2 separate regions of the Homo sapiens genome follow, and region 1 is linked to region 2. The links are chromatin loops, found by intact Hi-C in ENCODE. Cell type or tissue: dorsolateral prefrontal cortex. All regions are shown on one strand. Each heading gives the region's core, and the rest is flanking DNA. Links, peaks and the distances in the headings are about the cores only.

The links. Hi-C counts contacts between places; a loop is a spot of excess contacts. Peaks named below come from ENCODE experiments on the same cell type or tissue, not always from the same donor. Only the 100,000 strongest peaks of a DNase experiment are listed, where the experiment ranks them.
Region 1: it touches region 2 in a loop (2.3-fold over the local background); 2 of 110 quality-filtered maps call a loop at or near these places.

Annotation. Positions count from the first base shown.
Region 1 is chr5:83,031,412-83,039,751 of GRCh38, reverse strand. No RefSeq gene overlaps it. Among named protein-coding and RNA genes, the nearest start is that of TMEM167A, 42 kb to the left of the region's middle. In dorsolateral prefrontal cortex, for the core only: a CTCF peak has its summit at 3,840; a DNase peak (open chromatin) is centred at 3,761; H3K4me3 peaks cover 1,479 bases; H3K27ac peaks cover 4,144 bases.
Region 2 is chr5:82,918,115-82,926,454 of GRCh38, reverse strand. LOC107986430 (a long non-coding RNA gene) reads right to left here. Exons shown (of 3, transcript XR_001742771.2): 3 at 1,098-1,403. LOC105379051 (a long non-coding RNA gene) reads left to right here. Exons shown (of 3, transcript NR_188290.1): 2 at 5,342-5,493. Among named protein-coding and RNA genes, the nearest start is that of LINC01338, 62 kb to the right of the region's middle. In dorsolateral prefrontal cortex, for the core only: no CTCF peak of the experiment used is centred there; DNase peaks (open chromatin) are centred at 3,757 and 4,114; H3K27ac peaks cover 1,361 bases.

The DNA of each region.
Region 1 (8,340 bases), core at 16-8,015, 110 kb before region 2:
GTTTGTATAAAAAAGTGGTACTGTCCGGGTGTGGTGGCTCATGCCTGTAATCCCAGCAATTTGGGAGGCCAAGGCAGGAGGATCACCTGAGGTCGGGAGTTTGAGACCAGCCTGACCAACATGGAGAAACCCTGTCTCTACTAAAAATACAAAAAATAGCTGGGTGTAGTGGCTGGCACCTGTAATCCCAGCTACTTGGGAGGCTGAGGCAGGAGAATTGTTGAACCTGGGAGGCAGAGGTTGCGGTGAGCCGAGATCACACCATTGCACTCCAGCCTGAGCAACGAGAGTGAAACTCCATCTCAAAAAAAAAAAAAGTGGCACTCGTATAATAACTACTCTCTCTTCTTGCCAGGGAAACTGGTTTTGGCTATACCACATATGTGGTGTTTCCTTAAGTAGATCTAGAGGAAACTCCACCAGCATTTGTGGCCACCTACCCTATATCCTATTTTGTTGTCTTTGTACATTTTAAATAAATTTTAAAAGTGAGATTTTCCCCCTCTTATTTTCAGATTACTGGGAATCTTGGCTCTTTCTTTACAATTTAGTTTTAATTACTTGTGTTTTTGTTGTTTTCCACGTAATTGTCACGATGGTTTACTTTGGTTGACTTTTCCATGACATCATGAGTTTTGTTTTCTTTTTCTGGTAAGGAAGGCTGAACAGGAAGAAGAGAATGCATGGGATGAGGTAGGTTGGGGAGAGAGAAGGAATAGACTAATACCAGGAGATGTGGAAGTAGAAAAACAAAACAAAACAAAAAAGACTCTTGGTACCGCAGGATATCCAATCTAGGCAAAAGACACCTAATACCAGTGATTTGACCTTTTTATATTAGAAAAACAAAACCATATTGAGATGTGAGAGACACTTGAAAGGTATAATTTGAATTTTGAACAATGTTTTCCATATGGTGCATATGTCATCCGTAATCTTCACAGGTTTCCAATTCACTCCTCAATGAAATTCATGTTTCTGATTTCATTCCATAAAGACTAGAAATTGTAGCCCTGAACACTTTAATAATATAGTGGAAAAATATGAAAAAAATGTATAGAAGTTAATGTTTAAATATATTTTACATATAGAATAGAGATTTATTGAGAACTAGCATTGATTTCTAGGGAATAAAGATTGTCAGGTTAATCTATATAGCTATAATAAAATAATTGACCTTGGATACTAAGGGCAAGTTAGAGAAAATTTTGCTTCGTGTTACAGAGCTTTTGTTTCTGTTTATTAAATACACTGAATCGACAACTGCATGTGAAGAATGTCACAAAACACCAGCTGACTGTACAAGGAATGATCATCAATTGATGGATTAACCTTGAGTCAGAGGTTGCAGTGAGCCGAGATTGTGCCACTGCACTCCAGCCTGGACAACAGAGCGAGACTCCGTCTCCAAAAAAAAAAAAAAAATCATTTGAATTAATCATCAGTTAGGATTAGGGGGAGGGCTTATTCTATAACACACCCACTAAATTTTGGGGTACCGAGATATGGGTGACAGTGGAGAGCCATTGAAATCCACTTTCCCCCAGACCTAAGGTTGATAATTTTTAGAATATTTTGTATTTTCAACTAATTGCAACTTTTTAACTTTTTTGGTTCCTTAAGGAATAATTAACTAGAAAAAAATAATTAATTGAGCTTGGTTGCCATGTGCTAACGTAGTGCTGGATTTCTGACTGTAGCTTCAGAAGATGCACTTTATCCACTTTCTCTGTCATGTCTACAGTGCACAGAGATTTGTAGCCCTTTAATGTTATCAAACTCACATCCTTTTGTACAGGACCATCGAGCAAACTTGGCTCATCAAATATGTTTCAGATTAGTTGAGAGAAAAAGACAGTAAAAAAAGTGCCAATGATATTCAAGGGAATCAGGTTTATTTGGGGGTGAATGGCATCCTGGCCCTTATTTGTGCTAATTGCCTGGTAAAAGAATTATTTTGGCTTCTGAAGGAGTGGGTATTTTATTTTATTGCTGCTTAATCTTCATTTTCCATATGAGGAGATTTTCTTCAGAAATATTCTGAAAGAAAAAAAAGGTAGTGGAAAAATATAGAGCCATTGGGAAAAAAATGGTTTAATTACATATGTCACCAAAATAAATTAAGGCTCCTTCTTCCAATCCTGCTTCCTTCTAATGACTCTGATAACTGAAGTGCTGAGTTTTATTAAATAGAGCAGAAGAGAACTCTCTGGAGATTAAAGAAGCTATTGAGATTTTCATACCTGCTGAAAAAGAAAAAGTCTCCCTTTTGTAGCTGACAGGCCCGTAATGAGCACATTTTGTAGCTGGAGAGAAAGAAAAAGAAGATGAAAGAAAAATCTTTTGAAGACTGAAGAAAGGGGAAATCCCACTAATATAGTGAAACCCCTTAATTGTTTTCCAAGAGACAGAAAAAAAACACTATTTAAAGGTCACATTGGCTTGTTTGAATTCGTTTGGCTTTCAGAAGATAAATATTGTGTATGGGAATATAAGAATGTCTGCTAGAAACCACTTTTGCACAATGAACAAAGGAATCATCCCTAATATGTGATTAACTGACGTTCCCTGCTCACCACAAATGTTGGCTTTCATAGACTTCAAGTGAAGGGGCACTTTATTAATTGGCTGAAGAATTCCTTAGAACGCCTAAGAGATTAAGACCACAGGATGCTTCAAGGTTCTTTCTTTCTTGAAAAAAAAAAAAAAGTATACAGATTTAAAAAACATGTTGACTGCAATAGCATTATCATCTATCTTAAGTATTACAGAATTAACCTATTGTTAGCCTTCAAAAATTTTCCTGCAACATGTCAGATTAGCTCAATGTCTATTAAATGGCCATTTTGGTTTTTCCTTCACCTTCAAAAAACAAGTCTAATTGTCATAAAATTTGCTCTCTCAAACCCAAATAGACTTTGTGACTTTAAATGCAGATTGCTAAATTATTCCCAAGGCAAGTGAAAGGAAGGATTGCACCCACCGTGCTGCTATTTAAAATGAATTTTAACCCCTTAGGCTGACAACTGACACAAACTCAGATTGCCACACACAGAAGCCAAGGGGTCTGTTGGAATAAGAGCTGCCATTTCCAATAAAAATAGAGTGCTGCAATAATGCCATGGTGAACAAGGTTTGTCGTTGAAATCATAGATCTGATCTAGATGAGATTAAGGGTGAAAAACTAGGGGGATATGAATGAGATTTTATGTTGGGTAGATTTGAGATGCCTTCTACACACTGCTGAGGCAGCCAAGGCTTCATAAACCCTACCTCTCCTCCCGCCCCTTCCTGCCCCCGCCCCCACTCCAATACATTGATTATCTTATGTTTGGAATGATTGATTCTTTTGGTTCCAGGAAACCACCCTGGGATCTGACAGGAAATGGTGGATTGTTTATTTATTTTTCAGTTAGGAAACAAATTGAGCTCCAGAATCTGTGTATTTAAAATTGGGTCTCATTTAGAAGCCACTCAGCAGCATGTATTCTAAATCATGTTCTGCTTATTATAATGTGTTTATTTAGAACTTTATATTTTATCACTGGCTTTATAATTCTTTAAGTCAACCATTCCCTGTATCCTCTTAGCTGCTAACGTCTCAATTCTTAAACACAGTTTGTGCAGCAGGATAGTTCACAGTAGTGCCTTGTTGAGGGGGCTATGTGTCTGTGCTGTCCTGTGTGTCTGTGCTGTCCCAGCCATCACCAGTACGGCTCTCTCTGAAATGTGGCTGAGTGCCCAGAGAATGAACTAGCTACTGCCTGGTAGAGAGGAGAACCAAAGGCTGGCACTTGGCAGGGGCCTGCACTCTTGCAGCTGCTGAGTGCTAAATTATTACTGATGTGTTTCTCCAGCCTTTCTCAGCAGAGCTAGCCTAATGCAGCATGAACCTCTCCTCTGGCCCTTAGCATGGGACTTGGGTTTCAGAGCTGGAATAAAGCAGGCCAACTGAGACAGCTTCTGCCCAGGGCAGAGCAGCACGCACGGCTGTCCTGCACAGATGCTGAAATGCAGTGGACACATGTCCTGCTCTTCATGTGTAGAGACTCCCACCGTGAGCCTAATGTGATCGCTTTAGAAGCTTGGTGGTTTTTACATAGGCATATGAATTGATCAAATTGAGCCTCTGAGGCAAAAATACACCACTCAGACAGAGCCTTTAACAAAGAGCAGCTCCCATAATGCTGAGGAGGGATGGTCTCTCCAGGAGACTACAGGAAAAGGTAGAAGCAGACTTTCTGCTTTCAGCTTAAAGAATCAAGCTCAATCAACCTGTGCTTCTCCAACCTGGCATTTAGGTGTCTTGTAATCTTCTAGTACACTGGTTAGGTGTGATAGCTGTGCATGGTATTTGTAAGAGAGGCAGAGAAGGCTCATACAAAGAGCCTAGGATTATAGACCACCGGTCTAGAACCCCTGTGTGACTATACAACTACAAATAACTTGGCTTCCTGTGCCTCCACTTTCTCATCCATCTCTTGCATGTGTAAATACATAGATTGCTAGCCTAGGTTATTTGATATAATTTTAAGGTAAATCTCCTGCAGTGCCAACGTAAGTGGCATTGCATGAATAGTCAAATCATAAATTATAACACAGTATTTTTATGCTGTCGTCTCCTAACATCCAACACTCAATTCTGCCCATCAGAGTGAGGCAAGCTGTACCCTGAGCCCTTTCCCCAAGGCTCTTACTTGAAAAAACAGGGCTTATCTCTCTTCACATAATTTCCTTCTAAGAGCCACTCAGAGCAGAGGGTGACAGTAATTACTGACAATTGATTTATCTTGCTTATAATGACAAACTTTGGTAAAATTTAGGAATTTATGATCAGATCTACCTATATTACTTATGTAAAACTAAAACACTCTGTTTGGCTTTTCTTTCTTTTTTTCTCAAGATAATGTACTCAAGGAAATACAACTTAAAAAACACAATTTTGTTAAAAATAATTTTTTTCAAAAAAAACCCACACACATTTTCCACACCCCTCCGCCTGCCCGCCAACCAGCTGGAACTTGTTCTTCCTCACTCATCTACCAAGAGGAAATTTACATTTAGCAAAGTAAGATGTCTCCTGTGCATTGTTCATGTTGGTTGTCTGATAGTCTCTGTAGTCCAAACAACTAAGTTGTTAACATTTCATTTTTCTGCCAGTTGCTTTATTGTAATGTGGATACTGCCTTAGAATATTTTCATGCTTTAAAATATGTTGTGCCAAAGAGGTTTGGAAAAAACTACATCTCCAACTCCAAGGCAAACCCATCCAAAAAAAAAGGTAGCATTAGAAGTGCTCTATATAGTGGTTCATATTTCCTTATACATTTTAATTTCCTCACTCACAAATCCTTCAAGAAACTACTCTCCAACATTCCTTTTTAAGCACAATCTTCAAGGAAATAAGAGAGAAAAATCAAGAAAGCCTCTTGTCACTGCAGGTGGCTTTTCATGGTGGCAAGAGTCATCTCCGGGAAATTGCCTTAATGTTGCACATATCCAGCTATTTGTGGTGAGAGCCTAGAAACCCACAACAGAGTCTGACAATTTCTCTGAGGGACGTTGTTTGCTTTTGGGAAATCCATTAACTCTTCCAGTCTCCGAGGATCCACTTAATCCAGCACTGTCTAATAGACATGTGAGCCACACATCTATTTTTAAATTTCAAGTGGCTACAATTAGCCATACTAGAATAAAAAAAAGCAAGTGTTATAAATTTTAACAATATATTAAGTTAACCCACTATATCCAAAACATAATTTTGACATGTAAACAGTATAAAAAACTATTAACAAAATATTTTGCTTTTGTTTTTAAAATCTAGTATGTATTTTGTACCAATAGCACATCTCAGTTTTATCCAGCTACATTTCAAGTGCTCAGTAATCACATATGCTAATAGCTACAGTATTGGACAGAACAGAGTTAATCCATTGCTTTTTACCAGGACATGTAATGCTGCCTGAGGGATCCAAAGGAATTAATGTCTCTGAATATGGACAGCTCATTACCTTTTGTTTTTACAAATGTTTTTTTAAAAAGCATTATTAGCAAAGTGCCTCCAAGACACACCAAGACATATAATCATTCATACCTTCAAAATGCAGTGATTCCGGACACTGAGATTATCTCAAATAGTACCAGATCTTACAACTTTGAAAGGTGGATAACAGAATTTCTACTTACTCACAAGATCACATATTTAGATTTCTTTTAATAAAATTTTATTTTAAAATAGTTTTAGATATAGAGAAAAATTGTGAAGATAATACAAAGAGTTACCATATACTTCATGCCCAGTTTCCCCAAATATTAATGACAATAAATTTGTATGCAATATTTGTTATGATTAATGAACTAATATGATATATTGTTATTAAGTAAAGTCCATGCTTTATTCAGATTTTCTTAGTTTTTTCCTAGTGTCCTTTTTCTGTTCCAAGTTCCCATCAAGATACCCTATTACATTTAGTCATCATGTCTCCTTAAGCTCTTCTTAGCTGTGACAGTTTCTCAGATTTTTCTTGATTTTATTAGCCTTGATAGTTTGGAGGTGTGCCAGTTAAGTATTTTATAGGCTGTTCTGCAATTGTGATTTGTTTAATTTTTTTTTTCATAATTAGCATACAATTATGGGTGTTTGGGAGAAAGAGCACAGAGTTAAAGTGCCACTCTTATCACATCAAGAGTACATACTATCTATTATGACTTATGACTGCTGATATTAACCTTGACCACCTGGCTGGGGCAGTGTTTGTCAGGGTTCTATACTCTAAAGTGACTCTAATTTACCTTTCCTTATTTTACTCTTTGGAAAGAAGTTATTATACACAGGGCAAACTTAAGGAGTAGGGAGTTATGCTTCACCTCCTTGAGGGCAGACTTGTTCTTTTGCATGAAAAAATTGTCTAGTCTCGCCTACTTATTCTTTTATTCAATCATTTTTTACGTCATTTGGAGTCATAAATATTTATTTTATACTGTGGGTTATAATCTAATACTACTTGCTTTTGTTGCTCAAATGTTTCAGCTTTGGCTATTAGGAGCTCTTTCAGTTGGCTTCTGTGTCTTTTTGACAGATCCCCATCACTGTGGTCTTTGGGTTCTGTTTGTTTTATTGTTTTGTTGTTGAGAACTGCCTTGCCTTCTGACACTGTAAGGTGCTCCAGGCTTGTCTTGTATATTTCCTGCCCTAGTCCTAGAATCAGATGTTTCTCCAAGGAACCCTGGTTCTTTTTAATGTAGAATGGTTAAACAACAACAAAACCAAGATCTGGGTGCTAGGTGTTTAACTTACTTACAGAGCATTGTCTGTAATTTATAATCAAGTTACTCTGGAAAAAAAAAAAGCAACATATACTATACTGAACACTTTCCAAGTGGCAGGCATACGGTAAAATTTGAAGAACATCTGGAATCTCTAGGAATATTACTAAGGCATTCCTGTCAGTGGCAATGCAGATGTAAGATTAAAAAAAATGTAAGATAAAAAAAGGGCAAACTAAGACTTTTCACAACCTTTTCTTGATGAGTCAAATATGAAAGATGGCAAGAGATTAAAATATTACATACTACCTTAAAAAAAAAAACCACCTCAGTGGAATCTAAAAGAAAATGTGTTGGCCCAAGGGAAGATTACTACTATCAAACTGAAAAAGAATTAAAATTATGCAGTTGTGTTTGTGTGTGTGCTGAATAGGTTGTAAGGGCTTTAAAAATTACTTTTTAAAAACTTGTTCCAAGCACAACGCCTGGTATATAGCATACAAGTGTTTCTTAAACAAATAAACTGGATTATAATTATAATTTCTAAATGTTTCTGCCTAACTTTATTATAAGCATTTAGTTTAATATTATTCAAATAATAAAAAAAAATTTAAGAGGATATTTTTCTGTTCTTACAAGAACAGAAGCTCACACTGAATAATATTTTACTCTGGTCTATTCAGTTGCCAAATCCTTTATACTGTTCCTTTCTTGCCCCACCTGCCCCAGTATCACAAAATCATTAAACAAAATTTTCAAAGAAGTCATGGAATGATCATTTTTTAAGGCAAAGTTAAACTAAGCCAAGTGAGCATTTCACTAAAACATTCCACTGGAGCTGGTCTTGGAGTCATGAAGGGAGGCATTTAGTCCAACTATGGAAAAAGCAAAGCAAACCAGTTCTGGTATTTGGTTTAATTCTTCTGCTTCTAATTGAGTAGGGCAGTGACCTCATGCTAGCCCTGCCCTATGCTGGTTTGATATCCACTCCCTTCAACTGGCCACCCCAGCTTTTTCTGCAGGCTGCTGCTCTCCACACTCGCATCCTTCTTTCTATGCCTGTGTGATGTCTTC
Region 2 (8,340 bases), core at 248-8,247:
TTATCTACCGTCTAGCCCTATTGACGTCTAAAAGCTTGCCAATCACACTTTGGGTTTTGGTTTTGTTTTTAAGAAATGAAACACTTCAGATACTGTCAAAGGCAGCACTGTACCCTAATGACTATTGTGATTCTGGTGCATCTCTTTTCCATTCCTTTTCTTACGATATTAAATTATATGTGTATTCGTGTATAATACATAGCTTTGTTTTACAGATTTTCAAAATTTACGTAAATGGTATTATATTGTATAACTGTGTTGTTGATTATGGCTACAACAATGCTATCTAGCAAACTACCCCAAAACTAGGTGATTCACAATAAGCATTTTTTCCCAAACTCATGAGGTTGCAAGTCAGCTAAAGTTTGGTTAATCAGATGGGCTCAGACAGGTAGCTGTGCAGAGTAGGCTGTGGGTCTTCTGGGTGTGGCTGTGTTCATGTCTGTTCCATATGTGTTTGTTCTGGGTTTGGGATGAAGAGGTAGAGGCTACCTGGGCCTTGCTCATCTCACAGAAGATCACCTGAATATAAGAGGATAGGAAGAAAGACGCCATGTCTCTGAGGTCTCCCTTGAAACTGACACATGGTCACTTCTGCCCACTTTTCACGAACCAAAGCCAATGATACAGCTAAACCTAGTTTCAGCGGGGCAAGGATATGTAATCCACAATTCTAGAGGAAGTTACTACAAAGCCACATGGCAAAAAGAACAGGGCATACAAAAAAAGTTAAAAAATAATTCAATATATCATAATATCATTTTGCAACTTGATTTTTCCCAAACACTAGATTTAGAAGGCCATCTATTTCAATACATGTTTTTCTTCATGTGTCCTTAATTGCTATATGGAATTCCATGGTATTAACACAGCAGTCATCCTTCAGGTCTTAGTTCAGACGTATCCTCAGGAAAGACCTTTCTGATAACTTTCCTGACAACTTCCCCTAACACACTCTTACTCTGTATAAGTCAGTTCCCCTAATGTGGCATTCTTAAAGCAAGAAGTACTTTTCTTTATAATGCTTTATATTATTTTTAATTGTGTATTATTTTAATTATTTGGTTAATTTCTTTCTTCCCCACTGGACTACAAGCCAAAGGAAGTGATAATGTTTATTTTGCTCACTAGTGTGTCCTCAGTGCCTAGCACAAAAGAGATCGAAACATGCTTGATGAATGAAGAATGTTCCTATGCAAACATTTCCAACCGCATAATTTTAGTAGAATTACTGTATCTAACTGTATGCACTGGTGAAACTTGTAGGAGGCAGGATTTCAGAATCAAAACCCCTGCCAGAGAAAGCAGGAAACTGGAGGTTGGTGCACACAGGGTATCTGACTTGGGAGCTGTAGTAATGCCGGAGTCCTTGCAGCCAGTGGCAGTCACTGCTCTTCTGTTCTCTGTCAATAAAGAATTAAATATGCATGTTTATGGGGCTCAGGGTTATTTTTCTTTGAGAGAGTTAATTGATGGAAGGTTAAATAAAGCCACAAGTTTTTACTTAAAGGAAACAGAGAAAAATGAAGAATTACTTTAATTATAAGCAGCGTGTCAAAAGAAATGTTTTCCAAATTAATCTTTTCTGGGAGTGAAACAACTCTTACTATAATTCATCTTAACTCCTCTGAAAAAACAGAGTTGGGGGAAATCCTACCCAATCCTTCTCTTGTACACACACACCCACACCCACACAGTGTGTTCAAGTCAACTCCCACTTAGATTGCAATAAACGACATGAACGAATTATAGACATTAAAGCTTTTCTTTCCAAGGTTTTTGCTTTCAAAATATTTGTTTTTGCTTTTCAAAAAAGGTTTGCTTTTCAAAATATTTGTTTTCCCATGTTTGGTGTGAGAACCACCCTTTTCTTATTAAAGAAGAGGCTCATTCTAGAGAGTGACTGCAAAAGCCTCCCTCCCACCATCACCACCTGATACCCCACATCCTAAGGGTCAAAGGTCAGATATGTTACACAACGAATTGTGTCTTTTAAAGGGAGCACGACTGAAATATTTCTGGATAGAAAAGGCAGAACATTCTTAGAATATCTTGACTGTTAACATTTGTTCCTAATCTATCAAAATTCTCTTACTCATGTTTGCAGAGTTGCTGAGTATTTTCTGAAGCCTTTTCAGAGTTGGAAATCAGTCAAATCCTAGTAGTAGCTAGGATTTAAAGGGATGGAGGAGGTGTCCTGTTGATGTCTCTTTTTCCTTCAACATCAACAAGAAAACCCAAGGTCTTTTTTTCTTAGAGGTTAGTGGGTTATTTTCCCCTTGGCCTTCCTAATGGAAATATGTGTTGAAGGGGGAGGGTGATAGAAAAATAGGAGAGAGAAGGGGATATTTGGGGAGACGAAGGCATGACTCTAAGATTGAGGAAAGACTGAGGATGGTAAATGTAGGGTAAGTGTCAGGATTTAAGTAGCATCCTCCGACTAACTGCCATGAGCTCTGTATGGTGACATCGTTGCCGTCCTGCAATCGGAAACCCCAAGAAAAGCAAAAGGAAAGAAAGTAAGAAGAAAGAGTGGGTGAAAAATTTGAGGTGTCCCATACAATAAGCTTTCGTGGCCAAGAGGCAAAATCTTTGAGGGTTTTGCAGTTGCTTTCAGACTGGCCATGGCTTTGTTGTTGTTGTTTGTTTGTTTCTAACTTTACATACTTAGATTCTCTGGAGGTTCAAGAAGAGAGTTCACCATGTGTTGGCCTTGCCTGGTGTGATTTATAGTAATCAGTAACCCTCTGCAGCATTTAACGACACTTGGACAAAGCATACTCAAAGAATACAGGACGGGCTGGGCACAGCTCATGCTATAATCCCAGCACTTTAGGAGGCTGAGGCAGGAGAGTCACTTGAGGCCAGGAGTTTGAGACCAGCCTGGGCAACATGGTGAGACCGAATCGCCACAGAAAATTTAAAAATTAGCTGGGCATGGTGGTGTGCACCTGTAGACCCAGCTACTTGGGTAGCTGAGGTGGGAGGATCACTTGAGTCTAGGAGTTCCAAGCTGCAGTGAGCCAAGGTCACACCATTGCACTCTAGCCTGGGTGACAGAGCAAGACCCTGTCTCTAAAAAAAAAAAAAAAGAGAGAGAGAGAGAATACAGGATAACATCATGAAAACTTCCTAAAATACTGAGGAGTTGTCCAAGGAATGTTAGGTCTATAAGCAGTAGCAGAGTAGAATTGCAGCCAACAGAGTAACTGAGGGTGAGTGGTAAATCTAAAGCTGGCTGTAAGGAGGCAGCAGGGAATAAAATGCCAAAAGCAGCAGATCCTCTATTTGTATCTCTATTCGTATCTCAGCTGAGGAGGGCGACCAGATGCATGAAAACAACTGACCAAGAGCCTGGAAAGAGAACATTAGGTTGTTTCTTCCTCCCCACATGCAAGGGAAATGGTCATAGTCTTAGAAATAGATTGGAATAGATATTCTCTGCTCACCATCTACCACCCCATAATACCGGCACTGAGCATCTGTTTTGGTGATTTGCTAAGGGTCAATTAAGCTTTAGAAGCTCTTAGCATAAAAATATGATGAGTCCTCCACGTTAGTGATCAGAATAAGACCTAAAGAGTGAAGCACAACTTGCAGGAATGCTGAAATCAAAATTGCTTTTTTCTAGATGTTTTGATTGCTAAAACCTGTGTGATTTCACGAAGCTTAACTTTGCTCATTGGCATGGGGTTGGTGGCTCAGCTTTGCTAGTGTCTGTGCCCAAGCTGAGTCGGCCTGCTGGTTTATCTACCGTGGACGTGTCCAGATCCAGAAGCTGGAAATGGCAGATGGAGAGGGGACAGCACTCATAAGGCTTGCACAGGTTCACTGTGGAAAGACTTTCTGAATCCATTTCCCTCCGAAGGGGCCACAGATCCTAGGCCTCAGCACCCCTAGGCAGGCGGTAGCCCTCCTTCTCACCAGGGGCTGCTGCATTGGAGCCGTGGAAGTGCCCTGGTGGTCACTTTGCAGTTTAACTTCCAGGCTGCACAGTAACACCACTGGAGGGAAAATGTCTGTGTTTGAAGTAATCATAGGCTTTCTCCTCTAATACCAGCCTGCCCTGCCAACGTGCCAGCAGCACAAAGGGCCCCACTATTTATCCTCCATCACAGAGTAAGTGGCCTATCCCCCCGCCGCTTGGCTCCAAGCTCCCTGTCTGGACAGGACACAGCTGGGCTTTCATCTAAGGAGGGGAGAACTCCAGCTGATTACTTTTGTTTGGCCTTCACTGAAGACAACAGAGCAGGAGGTACTTTTGCATTTTGTCTTGTGGTGAAAGTCCCAATGTGGGGTAACTCAAGAAGATTTTCTCCTCAAGCAAAGGCTAACTCGTGGGGAAGAATCACAATTTTTTAAAAATGACCATTAAGAAGATCAGCCAGAATTTTATGCAGAAAACATGTATTACTTGCATCATCAGAAAAATAAAACTGCATTAACTTAAAGAGGAAAAAAGAGGAAATTATCTGAATATTTTAAGCAATTATCTTAAGGATAAATTGGGTTTTCTCCTCACTCTCTCAATGGCAGTCTCCTATAACCTAATGGCCCCAACTTTCACCTGTAAACTGGAGTTCCCAAAATTTATATCCTCACACCCATCTTTCATATAAGCCTCCAACTTACATATACCCAACTGACTACTTGGCATCTCACTTTATGTATATCACAACCTCTTCACATTTAACACCTCAAATACTGAAATTCTTTCTTCTTTCATGATCTTCCCCCAATTTTTACCTCCTTCTAGATTCTTTCCTTCTAGATTCTTGCTTTTACCTCCTTCTAGATTCCTTCCATACAATCAATTATCATTCCCATTGTTCAAGTTACCCTATGTCTCCTCTTTTCCTTCTTCCTTTATCCTATCAATTTATCTTATTATAACAGCTAACTTTTACTGAGCATAAATTCTGTGCCAGATATTATTCTAATTGCTTTATACGTACTATTACATTTAATCCTCACAACTCCAATAAATAAGTGCTATTATAACCCCCACTTTACAGATAAAGAAACAGAAGTACAGAGATGTTTTATAATTCTCTATATAATGTCATAAAAATAGGCTAGTAGGAGATCAATGATTTGGATCCAGGCTGATTTGCTCCAGAGCCTAGGCTCTTAACCTCAATGCTATACTGCTTTCTAAAATTATTGTGTATTTATATAAATTTAAATGTGTGCATTTTCATCCCATAGATACTACCTAAAGTTCTGACCATGATGTAGGTAGATAATTCATCCTTCAGAATTAAGTTTCTAATGCACAAATGTTTTCTTGTCACCATCCACTTAATTTCAACGGATCATTTTCTGAATTTGTCATTTTCAGAGGCGTATTGCTACATTTGGGGCAATGCGTACATATGTGGTTTCGTTAGCTCCAGCGGGGGCTAATCCTCTGACAGAGCCACCTCTCACACGAAACACTGAATGGAGGCGATCCCGAGATGGATGGAGCAGCAGCAGCGCAGGTTGCTGCAGGTAAGCGAAGCCACTCAGAGAAGTGCCAGGCTGGGTTCAGGAAAGCATGTGTCCATGAAACATGAGGGAATATTTCCTTCTTCACATGATCAGGGCAGGATGCAGTTGTGCTCAAACCATGACTGAAAAAATTCTGCAGTAATTAGAGATGCAAGTTTATTCTACTGCACCACCAGAAATTCCAGTCTGCAAAAGCATGTAAGAAACTCACAGATATCGGAAAGATGGGTCTGGAGGACAAAGTTCAAACTATTGCCATGTCAACAACACCATTTTTCCATTCTCTGATGTCATCTACCTTCCCTTCACCTCATGCTCTGCTCTAGCTCTAAAGGCTTTGTGCTCAGAGCACACTTTCCTCTTTCATGCCTCCTTATCTAAATATTCCACTCCTTCTGCCTAGGATACCCTTTCATATCTTGTCTTTTTGGAAAGTCTGTCTTTTTTTTTAAATTAGGGTTAAGTTCAAAGATCATGTTCATCTCTCATGCCACCCCTACCCTTTGCACTGGATAGATAAGCTGCTCTTCTTCATTATCCTGTATTCCTACACTTGCCTAAAGCACATCCCAGCGTGGTGTGGAATATGTAATACTGTACTTAATAGTTCATTCTTCTGTCTCCCTCTCCAGACTTACGAGCTCCTTAAAAGTAGGGTCTCAGCCCTGGTCATCCAGTACATAACACATCGGAGGTCCTCTATAGATATTGAAATGATGGAAGAAAGACTGTTTCTAAACTATTGAGATGGTCAGGTCACAAATATGGTTTTGAATTAGCTAAATTACCTGGATAGTATGTTCTCTTTACTTTATCATTTTTTTTGTTATGAAGGACAAAACATCAGAAAGCTTTATTTCAGCTAGTTGTTTCCTTTTTCTCAAATACATGGAAATACCTATTATAAAAACTTTTAGCTGAGATGCTTTAATGGAATCTCAGGGTAAAGGAAAGGAAAGGGGTTTCTCTGTGCCAGCAACTTAATGTTTCCTGTTTCAGCTGTGCTGCCAGAGATTGTAATTCAGGAACCAATCTCAAGCTGAGCAGAGGAAAAAATGAGATGCTTCATGAAAATGGCCAAATGTCATCACCAGCTATTTTGTGAGAAGAGCTATGTTAGGAGCCATCCACATGTAAAATGGACTTTCACCAAATTCCATCCATCTGCCGGTCATGGAAGCTCACAACATGTATGTCTCCTGAGGGAGCCTTTTCGTTTTGTGCTTTTTCTGGCACTAAGAAATACAGACACTTGTGATTTACTACTGGGCACTTATAGGAATGGAGTCAACTATTTCCTAAGAAACTCAAAGACTGAAATGAGAAATTCAGAAAATAAAAATATTTTCTGTGTTAGAAAACTATATACCAGAAAGCCTGAAAAGTGAGGCAAAGGGCACGAAATTCTGGTTAATAAGATGTTGTAGATTAGTGAGAACTTGAAAATGTTTTTGCTTCTAGTATATTTTTTGGAATTTCTAAACTATATTAGCTCCCTTTCTTACCTTAGGAATTACAGTATTGTGATCATGTGAGAAGATAGTTCTAAATATTAATAAATATTTTTAACTTCATCAAATACGTCTTTGAAGATTTCGTGTTTTGATGTTTGAGGTCATAGTACCATAACATAGAGCAGGGATGCAGCATTGAAGAATTAAAGGGCGCCAAGTTAGAAATCTAAGAATCCAACTTTATCATTTATCAATTCCATACCCTCGAGCCAGTCATTTAACCTCCAAAGTTTCAGGTACTTTAGCTGTAAAATAAATGGAAAAGGATATCTCTACCATGTTACACTCTGTATTCCTACCCAGCTCAAAAACAGGAACTTACTAATACTTCTCACCACACAGGCAAGTCTTTGGGACTGCTGTGATTTGGTTATTTGTTTGTCCTCACCCAAAGCTCATGTTGAAATTTGATCCCCAATTTGTGGTGGTGTGGTTGGGCCTAGTGGAAGATATTTGGGTCCTGGGGGCAGATTCTTCATGAAAGGCTTGGTGCTATCCTCCAGGTAATGAGTGTGCGTTCTCCTTCTGGCTAGACAGAATTAGTCCTCATGGGAATGGGTTATTTCCCTTGAGCATGGGTTGTTATAAAGAAAGAGAGGTCCCACTTCCTGTTTGGTCCCACTTCATACATGCCTGCTTCCCCTTTGACTTCCTAGGCCATGTTTTGATGCAGCACAAAAGCCCTCACCAGAAGCCAAGCAGATGCTGGTGCCATGCTTCTTGTACAACCTGCAGCACTATGAGCCAATTAAGCCTCTTTTCTTTATGAACTGTCCAGCCTCAGGCATCCCTTTACAGCACCCCAAATGGGTTAAGACAGGGATCAAGCACCAGCTATTCTCTTTACTTCTTACTTCTCCTCCTAGGAAGAAGGAATGACTTAACTGATTGAAGCAATTAGAGTCAAACATCTATTAGTCATGGTTTCTGTTTTTGGAAGAGATAATGCATCAATTGTCACTGTTTATGTGTGGTCTTTTTTTTTTTTTTTTTGAGACAAGACTTTTAGCTTTGTTGTCAATTGCTCCAGAATCAAGAAGCGGGGTGGGGCAGGGTGGGGGATAAGTCATTAACTGGTAATCTGCAGTGATCTCAACAATAATATTTGTGATGTCAGTTCCGGATCAAGAGAGTAGAATGAGCAACAAACTTCCCATCAATCTCAGGACTCCCTGGAAATCCTAGTGATTTTAAGATATATAAAAGTAACAAAAAATGGATTTCATTAACAAAGAAGATAATTGGAGAGAGTTAACATCTGAACAGAGATTCCAACACATTTTTGAAATACAGAAAGAGAATAAAAACCTATTGAAATATGAAATGGAGCAGA